3 separate regions of the Mus musculus genome follow, and all the other regions are linked to region 2. The links are chromatin loops, found by intact Hi-C in ENCODE. Cell type or tissue: left cerebral cortex. All regions are shown on one strand. Links, peaks and the distances in the headings refer to the core of each region. The heading gives the core; the rest is flanking DNA. Region 1 has its middle 99 kb from the start of Gm34848. Region 2 has its middle 75 kb from the start of Il17rd. Region 3 has its middle 88 kb from the start of Gm34848.

What was found. Hi-C counts contacts between places; a loop is a spot of excess contacts. Peaks named below come from ENCODE experiments on the same cell type or tissue, not always from the same donor. Only the 100,000 strongest peaks of a DNase experiment are listed, where the experiment ranks them.
Region 1: it touches region 2 in a loop (3-fold over the local background); 10 of 42 quality-filtered maps call a loop at or near these places.
Region 3: it touches region 2 in a loop (2.3-fold over the local background); 25 of 42 quality-filtered maps call a loop at or near these places.

What each region holds. Positions count from the first base shown.
Region 1 is chr14:27,163,397-27,169,784 of GRCm38, forward strand. It overlaps a transcript of Arhgef3 not described here. Among named protein-coding and RNA genes, the nearest start is that of Gm34848, 99 kb to the right of the region's middle. In left cerebral cortex, for the core only: no CTCF peak of the experiment used is centred there; DNase peaks (open chromatin) are centred at 3,518 and 3,882.
Region 2 is chr14:27,111,252-27,117,639 of GRCm38, forward strand. It overlaps a transcript of Arhgef3 not described here. Among named protein-coding and RNA genes, the nearest start is that of Il17rd, 75 kb to the left of the region's middle. In left cerebral cortex, for the core only: CTCF peaks have their summits at 2,520 (motif pointing right) and 3,194; no DNase peak of the experiment used is centred there; H3K4me3 peaks cover 1,067 bases.
Region 3 is chr14:27,175,110-27,181,497 of GRCm38, forward strand. It overlaps a transcript of Arhgef3 not described here. Among named protein-coding and RNA genes, the nearest start is that of Gm34848, 88 kb to the right of the region's middle. In left cerebral cortex, for the core only: no CTCF peak of the experiment used is centred there; a DNase peak (open chromatin) is centred at 3,626.

The DNA of each region.
Region 1 (6,388 bases), core at 398-5,397, 52 kb after region 2:
AAGAGAGAGACATCTGGGTTTTGTTATTGGTTTTTCCTTTGGATTCAGTTAATGAGATGAATTACGTTGACGGATTTCCTAATAATGCATTCTTCCGTTCCTGGATAGAATAGAATTTAGTTGTGACCTGTAATTGTGTGAGTGTGTGTTTCTCAGAGATGGGGAGGCTGAGGGCCTGGCAGTGGTTGATTCAGGGTGGAATGTTGCATTTTTGTTTCCTGAGTTACGCATGGAAACAGAAGTTGGGGGTAAAGGATGAGTTGGTGCCTGCAGGCTTGATTAAATGAAAGATTTCCCCAGCCTCACTCTCATGCCTAACCTTCTACCCAAACCCACTCTTAATTCAGCATGGTGAGTCTAAGTTTTTCCCTTTTCAAAATGAACTGAAAACACACATGTTCTAAAAAAATGAGTTTTTAAGCCGGGCAGTGGTGGCACACGCCTCTAATCCCAGCACTTGGGAGGCAGAGGCAGGCAGATTTCTAAGTTCGAGGCCAGCCTGGTCTACAGAGTGAGTTCCAGGACAGTCAGGGCTACACAGAGAAACCCTGTCTCGAAAAACCAAAAAAAAAAAAATGTATTTTAAAGATGTATGTGTATGAATGTACTTTGTGAGTTCTTGGGAGTTACAGATTTTATTACTGATTCACCATGTAGGGGGCGGGAGTCTAACCAAAGTTCTTTATAAGAGCAATGAGTACTTTTAGCTGCTGAGCCTTCTTTCTAGCCTCAAGGGTTATATGTATGTATGTATGTATGTATTATAGATGAAATATGTAGCCCAGGATGCCCCAGAAATCACAGTTTTTCTGCTCAGCCTCTGAAAGGTGGGGATTACAGGTACCACCATGTCCAACTTAAAGAGTATCTTTGATGAGATGTTAAATAGCTTACAAGTGGGATGCATAATAGCAAAGCCGATCAGGCATATGACTCTTCTGGTCACCTGGACTCCGGTGGTCACTAAGCCCATGTGGAGACCTGCTTCTGAGGCTTTGTCCTGGGAAGGAAGACAGAAGCTGCCATCAGTGGGGAGACACAGCTGTCCGGAGGCATCTTTGCTTCAGATGCTGAGTATGGTCACGGTCTACTGTGACACAGCATCCTCACCCTCCATCCTTCCTTATAAGTGAGGCACTAGAGAGAGACAATGGGAAAAGGCATTTGCCACAGGCCATCAGTAGGCGTCAATCTGAAGCAGGTACATGGCCTCTGACACCTCCTAAAACGTGGCAGCTCAAACATCAGACTTGGTTGTTCCCAAACCTCATTTTATTCTACTGTAATTTTTTTTTCTTAGAAAATCTTGAAATTCTCTTAAGAGATGGCACATGGAGTAGAAAAATATACACACTAGAATCTGGCCGTCTTGCGATCTTCTTCCTGTTCTGCTTTATCAACTCGCACGGGGACATTACCTTGGTGAACCTTGTCCTCACCTGTAAATGGTGTACTATTAGTAATGATGTCATAGGGCGAGTGTAAGGCTTAAATGAGATGATATGACTCACATGCCCAACATACTGCATGGCAAATGAGGAGAATAGGCAGCTGCCATTGCTCGGTGATAGGATGTATTCCTAGAAGTGCTATATTAGTGGACTTGGCCCAGAGTGAACATCACAGAGTGCTTGTGTATTTACACAGACCAAGACAGGCCTTCTTTCACTGGCCAATGTAATCTATGGAACATATCATACATATAGTTACTCCCTGACTAAACCATCCTTTCATGATGCAGGGTTGTATTTGACAAGCTACGGAAAGCTTTAAAAAAAACTGTAATGGCTAACCTTGGTTGTCAACTTGACACACTTGGGAAGAGGGAACTTCAACTGGGGGATTACCTTCATCAGATTGACCTGTGGACATGTCTGTGGGAGCATTTTTATTGATTCCTAATAGGAAGGCTTAGCAAAATGGGCCTGGGCTGTGTAAGAAATATAGCTGGAAACAAGGTGGAAGGAAGCCAGTATGTGGTGTGTCTTCATGGCTCCTGCCTTGAAGCATCGAGGGAGTTCTTACCTCCCTCAATCATGAACTGCAACCTGTAAACCAAGCAAACCCTTTCCTCTCCAAGTCGGCTTGCGTTAGCGCTTATCCCAGCAACAGCAAAGCAAACCAGGACACCAGCTTATAGCCTTTCTCAGGCGAGGGAGCTGAGACATGATATTAAAGTAAGCTGATAACATCCTGGCCTCCCTCATAGACAGACATTTTAGCATAACTTTAATTTTATAATTCTAAGTTTAAAGTTCTTCACAAGCATCTATTAGTTGCACAAAATAATAGGTTTCCCCGTGACACTAAATTTGTTTTAAAGGTAATGATGGTATAGCCTTTAAGAACACAGGCTCTGGAGCCTTGCTGCACTGATTCACATCTTGGTTGTACCACTAGCCAGGTGAGTGACCTTGCCTGTGTCACTTGACCTGTCTGTACTATACTTTCTGTGAGTGTAAAGTGAGGCTAATAAGAGTCCCTGCCTGGGGAGGTTCTCTGAGGAAGAAGGGAGCAAATGCCCCTGTACGTAGCCTGACGCCTTAGCTGGCGCGCAGCCCCCAGAAGCACGCCCACCTCTGTTTCCTTTGGCGTATGGGATGAAGATGTGCCTTGACGTTCGTAGCTGTCACTGCTACGTGCGTCTACTTCAATGGCCAAGGCTTTCCCCAAACCTGTTTCAATCTCTTCCATTAAGAAAGGGGGAGAAGCAGGCAGGTGAGGTGAAGGTGGTTGCCAGGTAAAGCCTGGAGACTGGAGTCCCATCACTGCAACCCAGGAGAGAACCTAAACACACACACACACACACACACACACACACACACACACACACACAAACACACACCCCGCATAATCATAATAGTAACAATAATACATTTTAAAACTCAAAGAGGGCCGGGCGTGGTGGCGCACGCCTTTAATCCCAGCACTCGGGAGGCAGAAGCAGGTGGATTTCAGAGTTTGAGGCCAGCCTGGTCTACAAAGTGAGTTCCAGGACAGCCAGAACTACACGGAGAAACCCTGTCTCAAAAAACCAAAAAAAAAAAAAAAAAAAAAACAAAAACAAGCCTCAAAGAGAAGAAGTTAATGATTGCTCCTCCAGCAGTGGGCAGTGTCCTGTGGTGGTGGCAAGAGAGGTAGACCAACCCGCAGGAAAATGTACACAGGCCATTATTCAAGACTCTACCTTTTGTTCAATGGGGACAATGTTTGGCGTTCATGGATGCTTCATTCCTCGGTGTTGTTGACCACACCATGGGGAAGGAGTTTTGGTCAGGTCAGAGCACGCTGGGAGAGTGATGGCCTGGTGAGGATAATGAGGGGAGAGAAGGGCTGTTTCTCTCGGGCCCAGGGCAGTCGGGTCACCCAGCTGAGCAACCGAAAGGATGTGAGAAAATAAAAGGCGCTGGCTTGGCGGGCTCGGGTTTTCTATTCTGAAAAGTACTCCATTCAGGCCTCCCTTGGCCCCTTGAGCTGGAGGGAATGGAGCCAGTTAACCCACATTTAATGAGATCTGGGTTAGTGGACTGCCTTTCTTCCCACAGCATGTCCTGGCCACTGGACCTCTTCCAGGACGCGTACAGTGAGGGCCATTTACACTGCTCTGGCTGGCTGGACTTTCTTAATGAAGTTTGCCAGCCCCCACATAGACTGTGGGCTCTCCTCCTGGTTTTTCCAAGGATCGGTCTCTGTTGATCTTTGTGTGCCTCTGTGCTTGGGGAAATCCCTCAGCACATCCTTACTGTTGGGTACTGTTGGGTCTTTTATTTTGGCTTTACTTTCCTGGGTGACATAATGCGGGTTTTCTTTAGTTGGTGATTTCCTCTGTGTGTGTATGTGTGTGTGTGTGTGTGTGTGTGTGTGTGTGCTCACTCACTTGCATGCACACTTCCCACATCCCTCTCCCAGGCTTCACTGTGCCTCCTTTCTGGAGCTGGGATGCCAGGCACACAGTGATACAGTGACTTCCTTGTCTGCTTGGCTCTCACCAGCTGATGGGCAAGGTCATTTTCAAACTCAACACCTGCTTATCCGACCCTCCAGCTGCACCACACCAAGACAGCCCGCTCTCCCAGGCCAGGGAAAGGGGAGATAAGAACAGACTGGGGAAGAATAGCAGCAGTGGAGGATACTGCCCACCTCTCTCAGGCGTGGATGGGCATTTGATTTGGCAATGAGTCAACACTTATCAGCTGATGTCCAGGGGTCCCTCGAGATAGCGCTGAGAGCCTGGGAGGGCTTATGTTGGTGATTGTTCCTTCTTTTTGTTGGGCTTGTAAGTACCATTACGGTCTAGAAGGCAGTTTTCAGCCATCCATCTGGCAGTATTGTTTGGTTAGGATGCCCGAGACTCTGCATAGTGAAGTACATAAATTAGAGTTGACAATGTCATTGAAGGTGTCCATTGGCAGAAGGACAGTATGTGAGCATGCGAGTCCCTCTTTTCCTTGTGTGGCTGTTAATGGTACAGACAAGGCATGTCTCCAGTGGCATGTCTGTGGACTGCATGGTGGAACATGAAGACTTTTTGTTTTTGTTTTTTAATATTTATTTATTTATTATATGTAAGTACACTGTAGCTGACTTCAGACACACCAGAAGAGGCCATCAGATTTCATTATGGATGGTTGTGAGCCACCATGTGGTTGCTGGGATTTGAACTCAGGACCTTTGGAAGAGCAATCAGTGCTCTTACCTGCCGAGTTTGTTTTAAAGGCTTATTATTATTATTACTATTTTATGTATTTGGATGTTTTGCCTTGCATGTATGTCTGTCTGCATTGCTTATGTGCCTGGTACCCACAGAAGTTAAAAGAGGGCTTTAGATCTTCTGGAACTGGAGTTACAGAGAGTTACAGAGAGTTGTGAGCTGCCATGTGTGGGCTAGGAATTGATCTCAGGTCCTCAGAAAGAGCAACAACGCTCTAAACTGCTGAGGCAGCTCTCTAGCCTGGAACCTGCAGACTTACTCAGAGGTCTCCTGCCTCATCAGGCCTCAGACAAGTCACTTGGGTTCACTTGCAAACTGGAGATGAGTGAAGCGAATGTGGTGGTGAAGAGGGTTGAATGAGATCATCTTCGGGGAAAGTGCAGTCCGTGACCTGCTGTCAGTGGTTATCTTCATCATTACTATTGCCACCTTGGTTGAGCTGTCATCCTCAAGCTAATGGTCCTAGGATTAGAGGCAGGACATGAATCAGATGCCCTGCCTGATAGATGCTGTCATCTGTACTTGACCCCACCAGTCCTTCACGGGGAATACTGATGTCAGTGGCCCATCCAGCTGCTTGCTAGTCAGGCTGGCTGCTTCTGTGCACTGCTCCTCTGTTTACTTTCAGTGCGGGTCAGGGAGAGTGATTTAGTTGGAGCTGTACTGTTAAAGCACTTTCCCAACCCAGCTCCCATGAACCTCCAGGACACAGAGGCTAATTGAGAAACACAGGTCAGGTGTTGAGAGTGGTCTGTGATAAGCCATTTGAGTTATCCCCTTGTGAAGTGAGGTGACAACGTGTGGTTATTAGGACACTTTCTGATGCCAAATCCATATTCAACACCCAGTGGTTTGGGTCAGACTTCCTAACCTGGAGAACATGTATACTCTGGGTAGAAGAATCTTTGTTGTAGGCATGCTCTATGCTTTGTTTAGCAGGATTCCTGGCATCTACCCACAATATGCCATCAGTACCTTACTGCAGCTTGTGTATGGCCTCATGTATCCTAGGTGGGGTAGGGAAAAAGAAGAGGCCTATGCAGTCATGGAACACATAAAGACATTTCAGTCAATGACACATCATGCCCATGATAGCAGTCCCAAAAGATTATATGGCCTGTGTCTGAGTGCCCATCTGAGTTTACATAAGTAATGTGGTAGCTTCAATGAGAATGGCCCCCATAGGCTCATATGTTTGAATGCTTGGTTCCCCAGTTGGTGGAACTGTTTGAGGATTAGGGTGTGTGGCCTTGTTGGAGGGGGTGTGTCACTGTGGGGTGGCTTTTGCTTTGAGGTTTGAAAAACCCATGCCATTCCCAGTTTGCTCCTCTCTGCCTCATGCTTATGGCTCAAGATGTCAGCTGTCAGCTGCTGCTCCAGCTCCAGCCTGCAGATGGTTCCATGTTCCCTGCCACCGATGGTCATGAGCTCTAACACTCTGCAGCCTTGAGCCCCAAATCAAATGCTTCCTTTTATAAGTTGCCTCGGTCATGATGGTTTTGTCACAGCAATAGAAAGTAACTAAGAAAGTGTACGCCTCCTGGTCATAAAATCCTCACGATGCTTTTCTCAAAATGTATTCCCATCACTGAGCCAGGGCATAGCTGTATTTGCCACAAGAGGGTGAATTCAGGTCATGAAACTTGGATGCCCAGTAGCAGTGTATTTGAAATGGGA
Region 2 (6,388 bases), core at 722-5,721:
GTAGACCAGACTGGCCTGGAATTTAAGAGATCCTCCTGCCTCTGCCTCCCAAGTGCTGGGATTAAAGGCATGGACTACCATGCCCAGCTTCTCTGCCAGTTTCTAAAGACTAGATAGTCTAACATATTTTCTGCTTGTTCCCTGTCCCATTCCTATGGGAGCCAAGTCCTATGTCCCTACCCCCTAACTCCCTGCCCATCCTCAGAGCCTAGCAGGATATGAGGGGACACTGTATTATAAACTAAACTCATGGGATCCAGGCCTGGTGGCATAGGACTGTAATCCCTACACTGGAGTCTAAAGTAAAACAAAAACAAAAAAGCTGGGCATGGTGGCGCATGCCTTTAATCCCAGCACTCGGGAGGCAGAGGCAGGCGGATTTCTGAGTTCGAGGCCAGCCTGGTCTACAAAGTGAGTGCCAGGACAGCCAGGGCTATCTATACAGAGAAACCCTGTCTCAAAAAATAAATAAATAAATAAATAAATAAAAAACAAAAAACAAAACAAAACAAACATCTAAAGTAGGAAAATTATGAGTCCTTTAAAAAATTCAAGGACTGCCCGAGTAACTTATTGAGACCTAGTCTCAAAAGAAAAGAAAGCACTTAGCAGATCTAAGGCCCTGAACTCAGTCCCCAGCAGTATAAACTCTTGTGGGGTGATCTTACCTGTTATTCCTACCCATGACACTTGCAGGTATGTCTCACTTTCTGGATATCCTGACATATGAAACAGGAAACCAAGGGCTTTGCCTTTAGTAATAATAAAAAGGCACATCTCCTCTCATCCTGTATAGGACACTTACCACTCTGTTTACACTTCACTCAACAGTTAGCTTTGTGCCTCCAAGTCACATACTACTGTCTGAGTGTTTTTGTGAGCGAGGTCTGCTGCCTCAACTTGGCATGAAGCATTCTCTGCCTTGTTGTCTCAGCGCCTGTCCACTGTGTGGACCTCCAGCCATGTAGCCCATGCTCTCCAGCTTCCCCATGCCATGTCAGGGCCCAGTCCAGTACAGAAGGCCATCTGCTGTCTTCACCAGCACCTCCTCTTCAGTGTCTTTTGCCACATCCTAGGCCCTACCTGCCTGTTAAGGGTCTGTCTCACTTATCAGTTAGTTCAGTGAGATCCCAGAAGGAATCGGCTTTAATGACAGTTACCACAGTTCTCCAGAGCCTGGTCCAGTGCCGGATGTGTAGAAGACATTAAAAAAAAAAAAAATAAGGGGGCTGGAGAGATGGCTCAGTGGTTAAGAGCACTGACTGTCCTTCTGAAGATCATGAGTTCAAATCTCAGCAACCACATGGTGGCTCACAACCATCTGTAATGAGATCTAATGCCCTCTTCTGGTGTGTCTGAAGACAGCTACAGTGTACTTTCATATAATAATAAATAAATCTTTTAAAAAAATAAAAATAAAAAAATAAATAAATCTTTTTTTTTTTTTTGAGACAGATCTAGCTGAGCCTGACTTCCAACTCTTTAAGTGCTAAATTGAACACAAAGGGAAGACAATTTTGACAGGGCTGTATGGGGAGACTGTCGGGTATGGAACGGTGAGCTGGAAATCTGCTGGGCCTTCAATAAGTAGAAGCCCCTTAGTTAATTCTTTTAATTAAAAAAAACTTTTTATTTATGAGTGTGTGTCTGTATGCGAGTCACTTGCATGCAAGTAATTGAGATCCAAAGAGGACATCAGAGCTCTTTTCCTAGAACTTGAGTTTCATACAGGTGTCTATAATCCACAGACGGTGTGTGTGTGTGTGTGTGTGTGTGTACCAAAGCCCAGTTGCAAGAGTCGCTGAGCCATCTCTCTAGCCCCTACTTAATACTGCTTGAACTGTGGTGGGGATTTCCCACCACTCGAAGTGGGAGGGAAAGGTTGAGGCCTGGGGTTTGGATGTGGACATTTCCCCTGGCAATACTGTCGAGGGTGTGTGTTTCCTGAACATCACTGGGTCTCTGGTCACAGAGACTTCTTGAAGCCAGAGTGGAATGAAGATGCTTTGTGTTTAGTCCCAAAGATGAGCTGCAGGCCAATGAGAGATCACCCAGTGCTGGGAGACCATGACAAGAGCTTGCAGCAGCAAAGGTTTTTTTGTTTTGTTTTTTTTAAGGAAAGTCCATCTGGGTGGGAGACAATTCTGAACACTTCTTTCTGGCCAGAGGACCTGGACAGAAAGATCCGGGCCCCAGGAATGCTAGCAGGCAAGGTGGCTCCTACTCCAGGAGCTCGCCCTGTCATCTTTTCCTGTGGGGGTGGCAGTTAGTGCTCAGGCAAGGATCACTAGGAACTCTCCGAGCACTGATCTTGTGTCTATTTTTTTTAAGATTTATTTATTTTATGTATGTGATGGATACACTGTAGCTGTACAGATGCTTGTGAGCCATCATGTGGTTGCTGGGAATTGAATTCAGGACCTCTGTTCACACTGGTCGGCCCCACTGGCTCTGGCCCAAAGATTTATTTTTTATTAGAATAAGTTCACTGCAGCTGTCTTCAGACACGCCAGAAGAGGGCGTCAGATCTCACTACAGATGGTTGTGGTTGCTGGGATTTGAACTCAGGACCTTCGGAAGAGCAGTCCACAGTGCTCTTAACTGCTGAGCCATCTCTCCAAAGCAGCTTTTGGTATCTTAGCACCTTGGCTGAGGTTCCTCCTCTATATTCAAGGGATCCAACTGCCATCTCTGTACATGATGGCTGGTTTCATCCAGGCTTCAGGGTCTACATGTTGGGAGGTGGAATCCATATAAACTTACACGCTCTGGGCTGCTGAGAATGTTAAATTCTATCAAGCACCTAAAACGGCATGGGCCAGGTGACATGTAGAAGCAACCAGTGAGTTTTTTATTTTATTTTATTTTTTTATTTTCAGCCCCAGGGTTTACACTTTCACAACAGTCCAGAAACTACCGTTTTGTCCACAGCATTCATTAGTCCTTATTTTATGAAGTCCTGAGGTTGTATTCATTCAGCAAATAGTTTTATTTCGATTCATATGTTTATTTCTGTGTGGGTGACCCAGGCTACTGAGAGCCCTACCCTTATTGTGCTCCGCACTTACCTACAAACCATCGATTACTGACAACCTACTGGGCCCACGCTATCTTCATTTTCACCTTCAGACAGGAAAGGAGTTAGTTGGACAAGGCCTGACGTGCCCAAGATTAAACCTAGTGGCGGGGGTGGAGGCTTCATGCACAGGCTTGGGTTCTTGCTCTCCAGGGCAAGCTCTGCCACTTCGGGATGAGTTTTGCCCTCCTCCTGTCATGCTATAGTCGCGATCCAGAGCCGCCACCGGAGAGAGCCGGAGGTGGGCTGTGCACCCTTTCTGTGCTCTAGTGAACTCTCCAATTTGGGTCCTCTTTGGGTGTCAGATTTCGTCCCAAATGTCCTCCTCCCAGGCCCTTCTTAGTTTACCAGGACCCTCGGACCAGGCGTGGGACGCACGGGGACTGAGCCTTGCCTGCAAGTCTCCAAGAGTCTAGGTCAGTCCTCCGCTAGCAGCCAGGCCCGTCCTGCGGGGGGTCCCCGGGCCCGCCTCCCGCCCACGTGGCCCGCCCGGCCTCCAAGGCTCCGGCCCCGCCCCGCCCCGGGGAGCCGTCCCCGCAGTCACCGCTGCGGCCCTGTGCTTCAACCCAGCAGGGCAGAACCAGCGGGACGCCGAGGTAAGAGCAACTGGGACATCGCGTCGCGTGACCCTCCTTTCACCCGCCGCCCCCACCGGAGTTGGGTCCCCATAGCCACTTTGGGGCGCGTTGGGTAGATAGTGTCACCGCCTGCTTCTGCCTGCCTCCGCTCCTGCCAGGGACCCCCAACTTCGGTCCCCGATAGCTACTGGGAGAAAGTTCCCGGAGCCACTTCCGGGAGGGAGGCGCCACCTGTCTGGGGCGCGCCCTGTCGCAGGACTTCTCCAAGTCAGTGTCTCTGGCCACTTGGCAGGAACCCGGGTACCACCACCAGCCAGGATCCTTACGCCCGAGACCGCATCTGAGACCGCGTCTTTTAAACTGCACAGTGGACAGTTCTGAGATGGGAGGCGCCCACCCAAGGACTTAAGGTGATCGGGAATGCCTTGTAGCCAGAAGCTAGAGAGCATTTTTTTTCTGAGGGTGGAAATGATTGGAACTGGGTTTGAATCCCGGCTCCCTAGGGCTTTGCATGGTGGAGGGCGGCCCTGGCGCCAGCAGCGTCTTATCCTGGTTGGAAGGGTGCGGGAACAGAGCGGCTTGTTCCTGGAGGACTTGGCTTGCTCCGTTTATTGCTTGAACCAGGCTTGCTTCCAGAACCTAGGATGTGAATAGAAGTTGTCCGGAATGCACCGGTGGAAACTGGAAGCATTTCTTGCACTACACAGGTGTATACCTTGTTCTTTAGAGGAAGAGGATTTTGCTGTGGTTATCTTGGCTGTGGCATAGTTACATTGCACATCTGTGCTGCCTGCCGTATCCTCATCTGTAAGAGAGATGTGATACTAGCACAAAGCTTTAAAGTTTTCATAAGGTTATATGAGCACCATACTGATTGGCTCCAGGTGAATTCTCTCTGTGTTGTGTTCTTGTTGTGGCCAACGACATCAGTGTCATAGTGGGCTGGCATCTTTAACTTCCCAGTAAGGTGATATGCAAGTCCATGTTTCTTCCTCTTCTGCTTGGGATCTGACCTTACCTATCCAGCACCAGGATGCTCTGTTCAGATTAGGAAACTTGGCTTTGTAAGAATGTCTCCTGTAGTTAACCAGCTTGTGCAGAGTGTATCCGAGAATGTGGGGTTAGACATAACCTTTGCCAAGAATACTGCTGGGAATGAGGTCTTGGATGCTCTGGAAACTTGTATGTGCCTTTGGGAGTCAGAATGGATGAGATTTCTCTGGAATCCCTCCTAGCATTGGGGCCACAATCAGCTGACATCAGTGTCTCTTTCCGGGTCCGGGAGTCTGCTCTGGTCTGGCTCGAAGCCATCCTTTCATCTAGAGCAGAGTGAAGGTACTCTGCATCGTTGGTGTCTTTCTGGGCTGCACCTGTTCAGTCTCTTTCTTGAACTCCGAAAACAGGAGTGCTGAACTCCTGGGAATCCTCTGGAAAATGACACTGCAAGAAGCCTGTGTGCCACAGAAGTGGAGTCTGAATCACCTGTGGGTAATAAAGGGTCCTCACCCCTCTCGGGACAAACCCACACTTAGGGGGAGTGGAGATGGTGCATGTGTGCTGTTTTCTCTGTTTGCTCAAAGCACACATTTCATAGAAGATTCATGTCTACTAGAACATGAGAAACCCAGGCCAAGTGACTATCTAGGCAAGAAGATGATAGCAGGTCCTGGGTTAGGGATCGTAGCATTTGTGGAGCCTGTAGTATAGGGTACAGCTAATAGAAATCTGAGTTTGGGGTGTCCAAGCCTCCCAAATGCCGGCATTCCAAGCATGAACCACTGATCCCCACATTGAGAGTAGTAGTGCTGAAATCCTTTGAAGGCAGGGAACTTACAACCTTCTAATACAGCTGGCTCCACTGTGGGGATGAGGAACCAGAACTCTGTGCCCCTCTGAGGATAAGATGTGGCCTCCAGACCTCTGCTGCTCTTGTTCTTCCTGTCTGTTTCACTTCCTGATTGGCCTGCCTTCCATCCATACCCATCCAAGACAGCGTTCTGCACTTCTTGTTATCCCTGAAGTCCCTGTCCCCAGCCAGAAGTCAGGGTGCCACTGAGTCCTGTGTGAGCATCGGAGAAAGCAAAGCTCAGGAGGTTGAGCAAGAGGATCAGAAGTTCAAGGCCAGCCTGTTTTCAGAATCCAAGATAGGCAGTGGGAAAGGGGACAAAAAGAGGCAGGGGGAAAAAAGAAAAGAAAAAAAAAAGCAAAGGCATTGCCATAATCTAGAAGCCCTCAAGGTCAAGGTCTGGGTTGCTCAGGACACTGATACTGAATTGGGGTGGAGGTGGGGGTAGGGATGAGGGTGGGGGTGGGAAGGTTATTTATTTGTCTTTTTTGTTTTTTATTTTTGTATTTCTATTCTTTCTCTGATCTTTTCTGAATTATTCTGAGTCACTTTATTCATTGTGGTCTTTATTGTACTGACTGAAAACCTTGGGCCCTTAATCTTCTTAAACCTTAAGGATTTCTGCAAATAATCTCTGATTTGGATTACCTGGTGTCTATAATCAAAGAGAGGGGAAATGAAGTAGCCGTGTGTGGTTCTGATTCACTAAGGTTTTCTGGGAACATATGCACAGACAGACAGATAGACAGACAGACACAGACACAGACACACACACACACACACACACACACACACACACACACACACACACACACACACGACTTGGAAATAGTATTTTGTTTGTTTGAAACAGAGTTTGATACATAGCCAGGCTGGCCTTGAACTATC
Region 3 (6,388 bases), core at 725-5,724, 64 kb after region 2:
GTCCTGGCAACCGCCTTGTCACTAATACATGAGGTTTCTTAAAGACCGATTGTTCAGGAGGTATTAAAAGCTGAGAGCTGCCGGCTAGGGGTGGAGTTTTGAGATGGAGCCAACAAGAAATGCCAGGTGTTGTTGCTGATAGAAATCTGACTATCCCCGGATACCGCCTGTCAGAGCGCAGGCTCCTGGGAGTTGGTTTTCTGATGGCTCAGAAGATGCCAGTGACAATGGAGACCAGAGGGTACAGGCTGCGTAATGAGTTTCCCGTCTGGTGGTCGGAGGTGTAGCGATTCTTTCAGGAAGGCCATTAGGGGCTTTGGGTGGGTTGTCTTAGAACAAGCGACCTCTGTCTTGAGGCAGAGCTTCTGGGGACAACCTCTTCTTGGTTCTGGACACAAACAGCTGGGAGTTTCCCCCACGGCAGGTGCGGCTTAACTTGGCTCCTCAGCGGTTGCCTCTCACATTACTCCAACCGTTAGAGTTACTCTAACACGTTAGAGTCTATTGTATGGGCTGGGCTGGCTGCAATATGGATTGAGTGGCTGAGACAAACAGAGAAAGTAACAGATTCTGCTTAAAGACGTCTCATGTATTTAGTGTTCATTCAACAATAAGTACCAACTGTCATTAGATGCTCTGGATGGCTTACCCTATAGCTATAGGGGAAATCAACTTTGTGGTATGTAGAATTACAGGTGAGATAATTATTGGCCTGAAGGCTATGTGTTACACAGCAGTCCCTCCTGATATGTGCTTATGGGTTGTGTCAAGAAGGCATATTGCATAGATGACATTTTTTGGCAAACCTGAAAGTACTTTTGTTCCAAAGACTATAGCCTTTTCCCCATGTGCCCAGAGACATGCCAGGGAAGCAGTCAGACCCTGTGTTGGGTCTCCTGCAAATATGATTCTCTTCCTTCCCCAGGTCGGAGAATAGAACTGAACAGACTTGATGCCCTGGTTCCTTCAAGTACTTGGTTTGCAGCTTCATTCTAGGCTGCCAGACTGGGGTTAGCTGACAGGCTATCAAGCACAGGTGTCCCCATGGTTGGAACACTGGAGTTAATTCAATCAGAGAACTTCCTTGGGGGTTGCTGACAGAGTAGGGTAGAGACAGGTAACAGAGACATCTCTGCTGCTGAAATTGTCTGTGTTGGCTCCTCACTCTGCCACACTACTTCCTGTCTGAGACTGGGCCAAGCTACTTAACACCCCATGCCTCAGTTTCCTCATCTGTCAAATGGGATTGACATCAGTAGCTCTGACATGGGGTTCTTACAGTCACAGTTAGGCCTGCAGCAAGTGCTTGTTGTCACTCGCGAGTACTCCTTAGTGTCCCCATCTCCCGTTTCCCAAATGCTGAAGCTGGGTGTGTTTTATAGATGAGGTACACACACCAGAAGCAGTCTCTCTTTCTTAACAGCATGGCTTAGGCTTTTGCCTTAGAGGTCTTTTGTTTTAGAAAGATCTGGGCTTCCTCTTAGATTTTTTAAAAAGAAAACCTTGGGGTGGTTGTTGAGACAAGATGTCCGTAATATGCCCCATTGCATGACCTTCTTATAACAGTCCCTCACATGGGAGTTCTACGTATGTATCATCAGAACCAGTTTTTAAAATTAATTAATTCACTTTACATTGCAATATATCTCCCCTCTCCTCCCAGTACCCATGCAAGTCCTACCCCCAGTCCACCTTCCCCTTCTCTTTGAGGACCATGTGCATCTTCTCCCTCTGAGGCCAGACAAGGCTGTCCATTTATGGGCACGAGATCCATAGGCAGGCAGGCAGGCAGGCAGGCAGGCAACAGGATCAGGGACAGACTCTACTCCAGTTGTTGGGGGACCTTCATGAAGACCAGGCTATTCATCTGCTACATATGTGGGGGGAGGGATGCCTAGGTCCAGCCTGTGCTCACTCTTTGATGATTCAGTCTCTGGGAGCCCCCAAGGGTTCAGGTTAGTTAACTCTGTTGGTCTTCTTGTGGAGTCCATGTCCTCTTCGGGTTCCTCAGTCCTCCCAATTCTTCTGTAATCCTCCCAGCTCCGTCTAATGTTTGGGTGTGAGTCTCTGCATCTCTTTCCATTGGCTGCTGGGTGAAGCCTCTCAGAGTACAGTTATGCTAGGCTCCTGTCTGCAAGCATAACGGAGTATCATTAATAGTGTCTTGCCAATGGGGTGGGTCTCAATTCAGGGCGGTCATTGGTTGAACAGTCCTTCAGTCTCTGCCCTGTCCTTGCCCTTTTCATCTTATAGGCAGGATACATTTTGGGCCAAAGGTTTTGTGGATGGGTTGCTGTCCTTATCTCTCCCCTGGGAGTCCTGCCTGGCTACAGGAAGTGGCCTCTTCAGGATCCATATCTTCCACCACTAGGAGTCTAGCTAGAGTGGCCCCCACAAACCCTCTGGGGCTTTATCCCCACCCCAGATCTATCTGGTACATCCTAAAGATCCCCCCACCTCCTCCTTCTCGCTCCCCTGCCCTCCCTACATAGGATGCACTCCCTCGTCCCCACTCCCCTCCCCAGCGCCTCTTCTTCACAGATCCACCAACCTCTGATATCTGTTTTGTTTCCCCTTCTGAGAAAGATTCAACCATCCTCCCTTGGGTCCTCCTGGTTATTTGGCTTCTTTGGTTCTGTGGAATGTAGCATGGTTGTACTTTATGGCTAATATCCACTTACCAGTGAGTACATACCATGCATATCCTTTTGGGTCTGGGTTGCCTCACTCAGGATGATATTTTCTAGTTCCATCCATTTGGCTGCGAAATTCATGCCGGCCTTGTTTTTAGTAGCTGAGTAATATTCCATTGTGTAAACAAACCACATTTTGTGTACCCGCTTGCCAATAGAGGGTCATGTAAGTTGTTTCTAGTGTCTGGCTATTATGAATAAAGCTGCCATGAACGTAGTTGAGCCAGTGTCCTTGTGAGTGCTGAAGCATCATTTGGGCATGTGCCCAGAAGCAGGACCATTTTTTGAGGAAATATAAATGTCTTTTTGTTACTCTCATATATTTATCTCAAGGGTTTCCAGAACTCTACCATAACTTTGTAACCTCTTTAGTGCTTGCCTGGGCTGAGGTCAGATAGCATCATGTTATCCGTGACTGCTGCTTGCTGGAGCCATTTGACCCAAAGGAAAATCTGTAAGCTGGACACACTATTTCCTCCCATGGTCATCTGTGTATGGGCCTGGCTGTAGCCAGGGGAAATGTCAGGCATCAGCTGTCTGAGGCACAGGGCCCATCTGAAGAGCCTGGGAGGAACCCACTGGTCAATCCGGATACCATGATATTTCAGGAAGGAAGCTTGGAGGGTGTCACCTCTTCCCTTACAAAGGGCCTTGTCCCTCACACTCGAGGAAACATTATCAGGGTGGGTCCCTTAGAAAGCCAGTGTGTTGAGAAACCCATTAAGCGGCCCCAGCCTATGATGGTCTCCTTGGACTTTGAAGATGTTTTGCTGCCACAGTTAGGGACCTTTCTCCAGGTTTCCCAGCACGCTGTCAGGGCCCTTTTGTGATCTGTGGAAGCAGACTGTCCTCCTCCCTGGACTAACAAGCGATGGAGGGTGAGGACTTGGGCCGTTGGCAACAACAGTTCTGTTTCCAGGGTTTCCGTGGCAAACAGCCAGCCCATGGCTTAAACATGTGCTGCTTCTTGCACAGTTTTGGAGTTGAGCAGTCTGCAGTCAGCTGTGGGGCTGATCCAGATGTGAGCAAATCTGGTTCCCGTTGGAGGCGCTGGGGCATGTCCATCACGGCCTTGCGTGTTCCACCCTCTGTGGGTTCCACTCTTCAAGACTGGAGGTCTCTCCCGAGCACCAGTTTACTCGGTGTCCATTGCTACACCTCTGCTGCTACCCTTCCCACTTCAGACAGTACCTGTGATCCCCGGGTCCCACCCATCAGATGCAAGGTCCTTACTGATCTCACCTGTAACCTTCCTTCTCCAGGCAAGGCAGAAGACACATGGTCTGTGGATAGTGGACACCTGTACTCCAGCATGGTCCCTTGAGTGTTAGGCTCACAGCCTCCATTGGCGAGGGTAGGGATAGGGATGGGGATGGAGTTGGTTTAGATCCTGGCCCTGCCACTCCCTGGGCATTGTGGTTGCTAGGCTACTTGCTGTTAAGGAGTCTCCCTACATAACAGAATGAGTCTTCTTGTTTAACTACAGTACTACGTGTAGGGGCCTAGAGTAAACCCTCAGCATCTTGTGACCATTGTCTTTAATCCTGCCCTCCTTTCTCTCCCCCCCCTTCTTTGTCCTCCCTCTTCTCTTTCTCTCTCTCTTTTGAGTTAGGGTCTCACCACGTAGCCTTGGCTGGCTTGGAACTTACTATATACTCGAGATAAACCTTGAACTCCTAGAGACCAGCCTGCCTCTACCTCCTGAGTGCTGCGGTTAAACATGTGGGCTACTGTCATTATTTTATCTCAAAGAGCACTCAAAGATGCTGGCATACACAGGGAATGCTTATGGGTAGGAAGAAAACCCTTATAGTTAATGAGGACTCTGACTTTGAGTTTTAGGATTTAAGACAAGACTTAACTCATCTTTTTGGGGGGAATGATTTCTGTTCCTTTGTAGTATGATGTATATGTCATATTGAATGGTAGGAAGACGTTTGTGTACTTAATACCCTAACAACTGCCTTTCCACCTTTTCCCACACTCTGCCATCTTCTCGATGAACTTTGTCCTTTCCTTTCTACTATGGCTGCTCATCTCTACCCTCATGTCCATGTTCCAGCAAGGACAAAGGGACCAGCCCAGAGTCAAGAGACTCTGGGATCCCTTTCAGCTTACATGTTTGGCCAGAAGAGGGGACTGTGTCCTCCTGTAGCAATAGAGGGAACTGCGGCGCCAAGAACATTCAATCACCACCTAGGAGCACACTGCTGCTGAGGACGAAGGGAAGCATCAGGCACTGTCATCTACAGCCCTGGCTCAGGTCCCCAGGCCAGGACAGGGGTGGCTCCTGTCACAGCGTCTGTTCTGACAGTGAGAAACCGTGAGTCTGTCATTGTGAGAGAATGCGGAGGTAAACAGCTCCCCTATCCAAACATGAAGCTTTAGAGAGCAGTGAAGACCTGTGTGTCAATATGGCTAATGGTTCAAAATATATCACTCACTGCGGCTCTGTCCATAGGACTCACCTGCAGGGGCCTTCTGTGTTGCTCATGCCCATGTGGGAGGAGTCCAGACTGCCGTACTGAGGGAGGAGTGGGGAGGAGTGCGTGCTGTGGGTGCTTGTCCCTAGACTCAGGGAAGGCCCAGCTTTGTTTTGTTTTGTTTTGTTTTGTTTTGTTTTGTTTTGTTTTGTTTTGCAAGACTAGGTTTTTCTGTGTAGCCCTGGCTGTCCTAGTTGATCTGTTAGACCAGGTTGGCCTCGAGCTCACAGAAATCCATCTGCCTCTGCCTTCCAAGTGCAGGATGGAATTAAAGGTGTGTGCTACCACCTCCTCGAAAGGCCCATCTTTTGTGGAACCTGATGTATGCTGGCTGTGTGCAGTGTCTTCTTTAACAAAAGAGGTGCTGGATGCAATGCTTCTAGAAGCCATTGCTAAAGAAACTCGAGGGGCTTGCTTTGTAGTTGATGATAACATTGTAACCATGTGGGTAATATCTTGGGTTCACTTACCACACACCAGACGATGGGGACACGTGACAACTTTTCTCATCATCTCACGGCCACCGTATGATGCAGACATTGCTGTGAGTTGTACTTTATGGCCTAGGAAGCAAAAAGTTCAGGGTGGTTAAATCCTTGACTGAGGTCTCACAACTAATGTATTAAAGTCAGGATTCAAGCCCCTGGAGCAAAATGAAGTCTGTTCACTAGGGGTTAAGATGTCTGTGGATAGTGATCTTTTCGTTGTAATAATTGCATGCTATTACTTTCTCTTTGGTGAAGAACTGGGGTTTAGGGATATAGCTCGATGACAGAGCCCTTGCGTTATATGCATAAGACCTTGGTTTGATTCTAGTACCTTGTGGGCACACATGTATACAAAGACATTAGAGAAAGCAAAGGCCTGGTGTTTCTAGCTAAACTAGTAGAAGGATAACCTCATTAGAAAGTATTTACATTTTTTTCCTTCTTACCACAGGGGTATGTGCTCACAATGAGATAATGGGATGGACTGGTTTTTATTGTCAACTCTTGACACACTCTGCAATCACCTGGGAAGAGTCTCACTGAGGGATTGTCTAGATCACGTTAGCCTATGGGCATGTATGTGGGGGGATGGTCTTGCCTATGATAATTGAGGAGGAATGACCCAGCCCACTGTGGGTGGCTCCATTCCCTGCGTTTGGCTGCTAGACTATGAGTAGGAAACATATAGGCATTCATTTTGTACACGTTCATCCCTCTGCTCTGT